Regions from separate parts of the Homo sapiens genome. Here region 2 is linked to region 1. Evidence: chromatin contacts called from ENCODE Hi-C data. All regions are on one chromosome and are shown on one strand. Each heading gives the region's core, a stretch centred on a gene start or an enhancer-like site at or near the end of the contact. The rest is flanking DNA. Distances are from core to core; before and after follow the strand shown. Region 1 holds the start of AP1S2 (adaptor related protein complex 1 subunit sigma 2). Region 2 holds the start of CDKL5 (cyclin dependent kinase like 5).

Region 1 (5,469 bases), core at 544-3,043:
TCAGTTTATGATGGCATATTTTAAGCAAAACAGAATGATCCAAAATATTAACTGAAAAATCCCATAAATACAAATTTTCATTAATAAAAAAGTATGTTTTCATCTGACTTTTAAAGCATTCCAACTTAAATATGTACAAAATCTAGAACTGAGTTAATGTATTATGAAAAAGAAAACAAACGTTTAAAAGGCCACAATAAGATTTACACTTATTAAATAAGATTCAGCATTGAAACATTACATGAAATACTTCATTTAAAATAAAAAATAGTATCTACAGATGGAATGGATGCTGAATTCTAGTGTGTTTTATACTTAAACTAATTTGTATGTATTTATTTGTGATCTGCAAATGTGTTGATTAGTCTGCATGTTTCATTTTTAACGCCAAGCTTTTTGTAATCCAATTGGTCATCTCAACTGCAAACAGAAGTATTGTTTCTACAAAGGTAATTTAAAGGCAGAATTCACATAGGTATCCTTTTTTCTTTTAATCACTGTTAAGTTCCTTTAACAGCGTTACTGCAAATAAGATTCAAGCATGATTCTCAAGATTCACCACACCATCTTGAATTTGAACACGGGGAGGGGAAATTTACAGAACCAATGTAGAATAAAAATGGGCCCTAAATTTCGGTAAGAAATTATCGTCGCTTTTTGTAACCACCCAAAAAGGTATCAACAAGATATCTAGAAATGTATGACGTGGCAATTCAACTTTAGTAAAGTTAAAATGGTCTTATTACCTCACTTAAAATGCGTCAGGGGAACAAAATATAAGGACATTATTAGGTGATACCAAAGTGCCTCCCGTGCAAGTCCTGAAGATAGCGGCATTCGAAGGGGGCAGGAAGTGAAGCATCAACTGGGCATTTACTGCAAACCCGTTACCAGAACTTGGAAAAGAATGGACCTCGTATTCCTAGATCTTGGTGACCAGAAAGGGTGAGGGTTTGCCTGCGAAGAGTATGGGCTCAAGGCTGTCTGGAGCAGGGTCCTGTATCCGCCCTACCACTTTGCAGGACGAAAAAACAATGTATTCTCCTTAAAATAAATTATGTCCTAACATGGGACGAAACCCGGTTGCAAAGCACGAGTATTCCTTCCCTCGTGTTAAAAACCAACGCTTTGATTTTGCCGCAAATCACAGGGCACCACAATTCCTCGAGACTGGCATTAAAAACAATGGGCTCAGCCGCGGCGCGGGCTCGGGGCCAGCGTTCCTCGGGTCCGGCCGTCGCCGGTGCCTCCCCCCCACTCCCGTGGCCACACTCCATCACTGACCAAGCCCGGGAGAGGTGACAGGCAAGGAGCGGAGCAGACAATGGCATCCGCCGCCGCGCAGGGGGCGCCAAGAGTCCTCGGCCGCCACCGCCCCCGGCCCCTCCCGAAAGCGCCCCGCAAAACTTGAGGCGATTCCCGAACCACAGGTGCCGCGAGGCTGTCGCGGAGCCCGGGACTGGCCCCCACATCCCCGGGCGCGGCGCGGAGTGGTGCGGAGGGCGCGGACACGGAGAGAAGTGAGTTGCGGGCGCGGCGACCCAGTGGCGGGCCGGGCAGGCTCGGGGTGGGGTCGTCGGGGCGCGCGCGGGGTGGCGGGGGGCGCGCCCAGTCCTCCCTCCCCCTCTCCCCCATCCCCGGCGCCCCCTTTCGCCCCCAGGGACTTACGGCGGCCGCGGGCCGCGGGCGCGGCGGAGCTTGGCCGGCGGCGGCGGCGGCGGCGAAGGGGAAGCCCCTGTCGCCGTGCTGAGGAAGAGAAGCCGTGGTGCTGTGGGGAGGACACCCGGCTGGCATAGGGCAGGCTTAGGCGGAGAGGGGAGGGCAAGCTGACAGACCCCGCCCCGGGGGCCGGACGAGGGAGGAGCCGGGGCTGCGGCGAGCTGAGGGGCGGGCTAGGCGACGCGCGGGAAGCGGCTCAGCGGTCGCCAGCGGCACCGGAGGCAGCGCGGGTAACCGCTGAGTCCAAGGCAGCCGATTGGAGGTTTCTTCGCTGAGGGGAGGTGCGAACCGGAAGCCGGGCCACGTGACCCGGAAGCGGCGTTTGCCGGGCCCGAGCGCCCGCGCGCCCGCGCGCTCTTGCAGGTGCCTCCGGGACGCGCGCGGGCGGCTGTCCTGCTTGTTTAATGATAGGAGGACGGGATTCTGCAGCGTCCTTAGCCTAGCGGGTGGTGCGGGGCAGGGAAGTTCCGGACAGCGAAGAGCCACGTTCGAGCTCTAATGATTCTCTGTGTCCCCAGAGAGGAAGTGTGAAGTGTGACGGCTGACGAGGAGGGTGGGAGGAGACGAGGGAGTGCTGCAACTCTGGAAAAACAAGTCAGCTCTTCTGTGGAGCTCGTCACGCATTCACGGGCCTTTTGCTATCATTCTGCCTCAAAATTGTCCGGAATCCGCCCTCTCCTTCCCATTGCACTGCTCCAGCCCTAGCCCAGACACCTTCCGCCCCGAGCTTCGCGGGAGTCTGTTCCCTGGGCTCGCCTCGCCCATCCTCGGTGCTGCGGACTGGATGAGTTACCGTCCGTTCGGCTGAAAAGCCCGGACAGCACCTCACCTTCGAGATCCCGCTTCCTTCACACTGGGTCGCCCCACCAGCCGCCTGGGTTCCAGTTTAGCACTGCCGACGACTTGCTGTGCCTGGCATGTCCTTGCTCCCAAATGTCACATCTATGAAGCCTCACCCTAAAACCCTGTAAGAGCGATTCCCTCTTTCACCCACATGCCCGTTAGCCTTTATTTAGCACACCTTAAATTGTATTCATTTTGCATCTCAATCTAGTTCACAGCCTGGTATATAACAACTAATAAATGTGAGTTGACTGATAAAGACTATAAAATGATAAATTTGTTAAGAGCTGTAATGCTGAGCGTAATGCCTGGGCATAATGGATGTTCATAATTTTCTGAATGATAGAATGGATGAATCATCTAGTCATTTACAGATAAGGAAAGGGGAGTCCCACGGGATTAGGTGACCTTCCTTGAAGAGCCACGGGTTTCCCATATCGAAATGCTATTCATTACCCGAGTCACCTAGGTTCTTACAAAGGAAGCGAGAAAATTGCTTTTGTTGGGCCATGCCCCTTTTGCAGAGGTTCCTAAGTATAGTCGCCAGAATTTTTTTAATGGCCTAAAGTAAAAAAAGAAATGCTAAAATTTTCACGAAGCTAAATGTAATCAATGTAAAGGAATCCTTTATTAGGGATTATATTCTTTTTGTGTACATTATAGTATCTATGAAACTAAGACAGTAGTTTTGGGGGCTTTTAAAAAATGCTTTTGTATGACAAAACAAAAAGAAATGTGTAATACTTCCCCTTTTCAAGCACTACTGTGCTGCTTGGAAAGTTTCCTACTAACATGTATGATTAATGTATACTGGAATATTAAAGAAAGGGGACGACACACGGCACAGAGCTGGCTTTCTGTAGTTCTTTAGGTCCCCCTCGCCCCCACCAGATTTCTCCCTACCTAGTCATGCCCCAAAGGTGCTTTCGAATGTCCCATTTCTCTCTTACTACAAGAAACAGATGCCATTAACCAGTTAAAAGATAGCTCTAATGCTACACAATGAAAACTCGCCCTCTGAATCCAAATGCTGCTTTTCTCTTTTTCTGTACAAAACACTTATATCCTGAAGGTTCCTGAGATAGCCACTTCCAAGTTTAAACTCTGATTATGCTCCTAATGTTGCTCTGAAAATGAGGACGGGAGACTTGCTGATGACATACTGGCAGTCTCCTTTCCTGCTCCTAGCCAAAAAAAGGTGGGGGTAGGGGTAGGGAGGGGAAGGAATTGTGGGAAAAATAATTAGCAGCTGAAAGCAGCTATTACATAATCTTGGCTGCTTATTAATTTAGCAGAAGGAATGGCTTATTAAATTCTAATAGCAACAGCACAACTGCAAACAACCTAGCAATTAACAGTGCAGGGCCCATTATTTTGTTAATATGTTCTCTTCTTTTGGCAAGTGTATGAGAACAAAATTTATAGAAGCAGATGGTCTTTTTCAATAGATTATAGATGGTTTATTCCCTAGTCTTAGTATTAAGTGCTAATTATGCATTCACTGTGAAAGACAAAAGAAACATGGTTGCCATCTTTGTTAGTAATTAACTGCTTGACTTTGATTCCCACAATTTCCCAATTGTAGGCTTTGTTATATACATGTTTCTTCTCACCTAGTGTCTTCTTCATCCGTCATGTCAATTGGTTATCTTTTTTAATCCTGTTTTTGTTTTCTAGATGGTCCTGATTTATTGGTGTTAATATTGATACAAGAATTATATACAAAATTCGTTTCATGAAAAACTAAAAATCAGATTTTATACTTGTTTCTTAAATTTGAAAAAAATGCTTCACTGTCATTTATGCTAAATGTAAGAGGTGAGGGGAAAATAGAAATCTTTACCTTCTAACGATAAAATTTTGAGACTTTTTATGTAATCTTTCCAAAGTTTTCAAAAATAATTTTAGTTTCCTATTAAATGTGTGATGGCCATATACTTTTATCCTCTCACTGTCTCAAAATACCATTAATTTTTTTTAAAGGGACTATTTAAAACACATACCCACGTGGAAAATAAGAGAGGGAACATTTACATGAGGATGTCGATAAGGATGTCAGGATACACTGTCAGCTCATCATTTAAACACTGATGATTTAAAGAAAAATTGTCATATATTGATATTATGGAGGAGCAGAAGTGAGGGAAGGTTGAAATAATGCTAAATCCTCATGTGCTAAAGGGAAGAAAATAGATAACATCTAAAATAAATCACGAACTAGAATTATTAGCATATTCTTTCGATACCAGGAAGTAAATCCCAGAAGCAATGGTGAATTTCTTTCCATGGACAGAATCTTGCAGTAGGATGTAATAAAGGGTATTATTACATTTTACTTAGGTTTTTTCTTAAATAATTTTTTAAAATATTGTAAGGAGGTAGATAAAAACCATTCCATTAGTTGCTAGCTCTGTATTATGGACTTATACAGAGTTCCTTTAGCCAGTCTATAGATTATTTAGAAATTATTAAATAAAAATGCCCAATAATGGAATTCAGTGCTGAAGCCTTGTAGATCACAGAAAGTGTAAAAAAGATGTTTAGAGTTTGTGAATTTGCATCTCCAAAGATAAAGTTGTTCCAGGGAGAAAAATGGCCTAAAATAATGAGGATTTGTGAACCAAATCATTTCAAAATAGATAGAGCTGTCACTGCCAAAGTCCTCAACAATGAGCTAAAGAGAAATGTGGAACATATGCTCTTTCTCGAAGCCTGTTTCCATAGCTTTGAATAAAATGCAGGAAAATTACTACTGCCCTATGAACATTAGGATAGAGCAGTGATTCTCAGCCTGGGCACTTTTGCCTCCCAGGGGACACTTGTCAGTGTCTGGAGACATTTTGGTTGTCACAACTAGGAGTAGTAGGTGATGCTGCCAGCATCTAGTGGGCAGAGACCAGGGATGCT
Region 2 (4,707 bases), core at 1,981-4,480, 2.6 Mb after region 1:
TAGCACTCATAGGTTCTGACATCTGTAGTGGGATGCGTCTCTGGCATCTAATAGAAAGTCTGACTCAAACTGTCTGAAATGCAAGGAAAGGGCAGAGTTTGTTTAATGAAACAACTCAGTGACGTCATCAAGAACCCAGTTAAAAATTTTTTTTTCTATTTTTTGATTCTGCCTTATTTAGTGTGTAGGCTTTGACCTAGGGCTGGTTTTCCTCTTAGTCACGAAATGACTGTCAGTGGCAACAAGCGTACTTGCTTCCTTGTTCATCCAGCAGGGTAGACAGGGAAAACCTCTTTCAAACCATCAAATGTTAAATTCTTTCCTTCAGTGTAATTAGGCCACACATTGATTGACTGAGACTCTGGGTAGTGTGGAGCGGGTGGATGCCTGAACAGAGTTGGGGTTCTATTAGAAGGGCAAAAAAGCAAATCGATGCTGGGGAGGTTCTCAAGCTGTTTCTTCATCTGGAAAATGGTGAGAATTTCGCAGAGAATTGAGAGGATTAGAGATAATGTGTCAGATTTAGCAAATAAAAATCGAAGATGCTCAGTTAAAATTGAATTTGAGATAAACAGCAAATAATATTTTAGTCTAAGTATGCTCACCTCTTTCTACAAACACTACAAATTTATACATTAATTTGGTTCTTAAGCTTTTCTCCCAGATCCTGATTGCATTACAAGGTCTAGACCTAGAAGGGCATTTCGTAATTTTTTTGGCAATGGTTAGAACCTTATTTAGTTTTCTAGCCTTGTTCCACATGTATCCAGGATAAAAATACACATTTATACTAAAAATTATTCGTTGTTTATCTGAAATTCAAATTTAACGGGGCATCTTGTATTTTATCTGGCAACCCTAAATCTATGTGAAGTTCTTGGCACAGAGCAGGTATCCATTCACTGGCTAGTATTAGTGTTCTTTCTACATAAGTGCTCAGTTAAATGGCAGCATGGTACTTTTTTTTTTGGAGACAGAGTCTTACTCTAGCCCAGGCTGGAGTGCAGTGGTACCATCTCGGTTCACTGCAACCTTGACCTCCTGGGTTCAAGCAATTCTCCTGCCTCAGCCTCCTGAGTAGGTGGGATTACAGGTGCACGCCACCACTCCCGGCTAATTTTTTTCTATTTTTAGTAGAGATGGGGTTTCACCATGTTGGCCAGGCTGGTCTCGAACTTCTGACCTCAGGTGATCCACCTGCCTTGGCCTCCCAAAGTGCTGGGATTACAGGCGTGAGCCACTGCTCCCGGCGCATGGTACTTTTTAAACTTTTACTAACTTTCTAGAAAGGTTAGTTTTTGACCAAAAGACGAATTAACTAAACTGCAAGTGACTGCAAGAAATCCTTTACCACTACTTAAAACCAGATCAAAGCAAATGTCCCTAAGCAGAAGGTCATATTTGTGTATATGGGATGGCACATTATAAGGCATCTAATATTACTACTTAATACTAAATTGGACCTATATTAACAGATGTTCAGTTATTGTTTTTTCTCCATCTTCTCAATCTATACGGATAATTAATTTGTTACTTCCGGTTCACCAGGTCTAAATAAAATTTTAAAAAATTATTCATTTGAGTCAAAGGTAATGCTGCTGAAATTCCTAGTACAAAGGCTCTGATATACAGGGATGAAAATGGAGTGATTGCCCCAGGAGTTCTGGATCCACGTGGGTGAAGCTAGAGGTCACAGCACTGTTACTTTGCATCTGGAGGAGGCAGGAGACTCTGCGAAGCCCTCTGTTGTTGCCTCTGACTCCATTTTCCCTCTTTGCTAATTCATTGCTCCTACCTGTAAAATTTTCTAATATGCTTCCACTTTCATTTCCTCATCAAATATTCACCGTTATGAAAAAGAAAATCCTATTGGCTTGGTATCAAGTGGCCAAACTGAGCATGCTGCTACATATTGTTACCAGATTCACTACAGGAATAGATTAAGTGGATTTTATCCCAAATATCTATTTCCTATTACAGTACTGCATCTTTCTAATTTGGTGGCAGCTATGACCTCATACACTGCCTATTTTCCGTGCTTTTCCTAACCAGAAGAGACCCTATTTTTCTCCTTTGCTTGTTAAAGCGAAAATAATTATGCAGCTTTCCATAGATTTGTCCCCAATGTCTTTTTAAAAAAATTTTTTTTCTTTATTTTCTAAAAGTAGCATTGGAAATGTTATCTCCTTCAATTTCATCACCTCTTCATCCTCCTTGGAAACCCGATCCATGGTGGGTATTAAGATCTTTACATTTGTACTGGTTGGGCGATGACTTCATTGCTTTCAAGCCAGCTGGGGGATCTTGTGTGGCAGAGCATCGGACCGAAGCGGAGGTGTGGGTCGTTGCTGCTGCTGCTGCTGCTACTGCTGCAACAGCTCTTTGCACGCGCCCAGCTGCTGTGTAAGGAATCCTCAGGCTGCTAGGTCTTTGCGCCTAACTCACCCAAGGGACCGCAAGCTGCTGGATGAGTGTACGTGTGAGTGTGTGTTGTGTGTGTGCATATGTGCGTGTGTGTGTGCACACGCAGCGGCAACAGTTGGGCAGCAGCAGCAATGGACTTCGATATCATTTTTACCAACAACAGAGATAAACCATCCTCCATCCTGTATTTCTCAGCTCCCGCCCCGAGTATGTTCTCCCCCTCTTCTCCGACTTCCCCCACCCCAGCCCCCGGCACGGGTCCCTCCGGAGGGAGGGCAGGGTAGCTGCGCTGCAGGCAGGATTCCCTCTTTTTTCCGCAGTGACAGGCGGATTCCGGGGCCTCCTCGCCACCTCCTACCCCCGCAGCCACCCCTTTCTCAGTCACGATCTCCCCACCCCACCACCGTCGACCCTCTCCCTGCTTCCCCGCTCTACCCCCCGGCGTCGACTCCAGGCTCGGGCCCCGCCCCTCTCAGCCTCTCCAGCCCAGGTTGCTAGGGCTTGGCGGGGCAACCAAACCTGGCGTGCCAGGAGGCGCGGCGCGCGCGTGAGCGCGCAGGCGAGCTTGTATAAGGAACCAGCGTTCTTCGGCTTCGGAGACTCGAGCACGAGCGGCGCGAGCCCGAACCCCAGGACAAGCGCTTCCTCCTCATTGGCTCCTACCAGAAGGGGGCGGGGTAAAGGCGGGATCGGGCAAAACCTGAGGTGCTTTCCCATTGGTCCGAACGGGCCGGCTGGGGCGGGGCAGTTAGCAAAATAGGCTGCGCGTTCGCTTCTGCTAGAGGGCGGGGCCGGAGGTTTCGATTAGTTGTCTCTGCCGCTGGGGAAGGTAAAGCGGCGACGGCGTCCTCAGGAGCTGTGGGGTCCCCTGCTAGAAGTGGGGGACTCGGCGGGGTGAGTAGTCGCGCCGCCACCCGCCCGCCAAGCCTTCTTACCCTTACATCGGCCCCGCGTCCACCCAGCTTCTCCTGAGAGTGGAGACCCACCCAGTCCCCCCGGGCGGACAAGAGAAGGGGCGGGGGCGCCGGTTCCCCCGGAACGGGGCGACGCGGTGAGGACGTCCCAGCCCGGAGTAGCCCCTCCTCAGCGCTCCCCTGCGCCTCTGGAAGGGCTTCCCCCGAGGGGCTGGGGCTGTCTTTTGGGGTGTGGGGAGGCGAAAGGGTGTGAAAGAGGGGCGGCGGGTCGAGCCCGCCCCGCGGGGTTCCCCTCAGCGGCGGGTCTGCGGCGTCCCCGCCCCGCCGCTCCCGCGGCACGAGCTCCCCGGGGCTTGCGGCGAGGTAAGCCCCTTCCCGCCGGCGCCGAGGAGGGGCCTGCGCGCCCCAGCCCCCTGCCCGAGTTCGGAGGGAGCCCGAGACTCGCCAGGGGCCGTCAGTCGCGGCCCGGGCCCTTCTGACCTTGGCTGCCCGCGAGGGTGGGCTAGCGACCGGGCGCCGGCCCCGCGGCTCCGCAACCTCCCCCGGACAAGTTTCAGGCGATGCTGTGAAGTTCACGACTGGCATAGTGCGGGGAAGAAGAATGGCCCCTTCTCAGACCTTCATACCTTTTGGACCCTCATAGAAATCGGATTCTGGGATTTGGAACCGTCTCCCAGAACGAACAGGTCCTCCTTGCATTGACACGTTTTGTGCCCACGTTGGGGAAAAAAATAACCTGAACATATTTCAGTGTAAAGGCAGATCTTCCTTGAGGGTTTTGTTTTTCGCTTCATTTGAGTGTTAAAGAACAGATGCCTGAATAAGAAAAGCCTGACCTTAGTATCTCTACAGTGAGATTAGACGGGTGCTGTGATATTTAAGTAGTTGCAGATCAGTATTCTGTTAGCACAATCTATTTTAATTGGCTGGAATTTAAGCTGATTTTAGAAAGTATTGTTGACACCGAATGATTTCTTTCTGTGCATCTGAATTAGGTTTGTTTGAACGTAATGGTTATATAGTTAATGTAAAAGATTACACAAATTAATTTGTCTGAGAGCGTTTGTCAGAAACAGGAGACAGAGATGTGTATAGAACAGGATTATCGTTTTAGGTAACATCTGCTGGAACATTTCCAGCTTGTTTCTTTCTTGCTGTAGGGTTACAAAAAAGACATCTTCACCGAGGCTATTCGGAATTACATGTGAGTGACACTTAGATGTAAATTTGTTTTTATTTCCTTCAAGTGTTTTAAAATGTTTTGTTCACAAAATGTGAAGAGGCTATATTTACTTGTTCCTGTATGTTAGTGTTGAAGGTGATAGTATGATCTTATGATTAACAATCCAATTAGGGTCCATTAATAATA

What was found. A loop is a pair of places that touch in the nucleus more often than their neighbours do. Pooled maps may share reads with other maps.
Region 2: a loop to region 1 is called in a map of CD8-positive, alpha-beta T cell, with 7 times the contacts of the local background. The contact joins the promoter of CDKL5 here to the promoter of AP1S2 in region 1. A Hi-C loop is called at or near these places in 3 of 168 maps with a recorded cell type or tissue (CD8-positive, alpha-beta T cell and naive thymus-derived CD4-positive, alpha-beta T cell) and 8 of 50 pooled maps.

The regions. Positions count from the first base shown.
Region 1 is chrX:15,853,020-15,858,488 of GRCh38, forward strand. AP1S2 (adaptor related protein complex 1 subunit sigma 2) reads right to left here and starts at 1,794. Exons shown (of 6, transcript NM_001272071.2): 1 at 1,669-1,794. RefSeq lists silencers at 1,221-1,510, 1,731-2,010, 2,101-2,210 and an enhancer at 1,828-2,432.
Region 2 is chrX:18,422,378-18,427,084 of GRCh38, forward strand. CDKL5 (cyclin dependent kinase like 5) reads left to right here and starts at 3,231. Exons shown (of 18, transcript NM_001323289.2): 1 at 3,231-3,318. RefSeq lists an enhancer at 2,852-3,146 and a silencer at 3,482-3,551.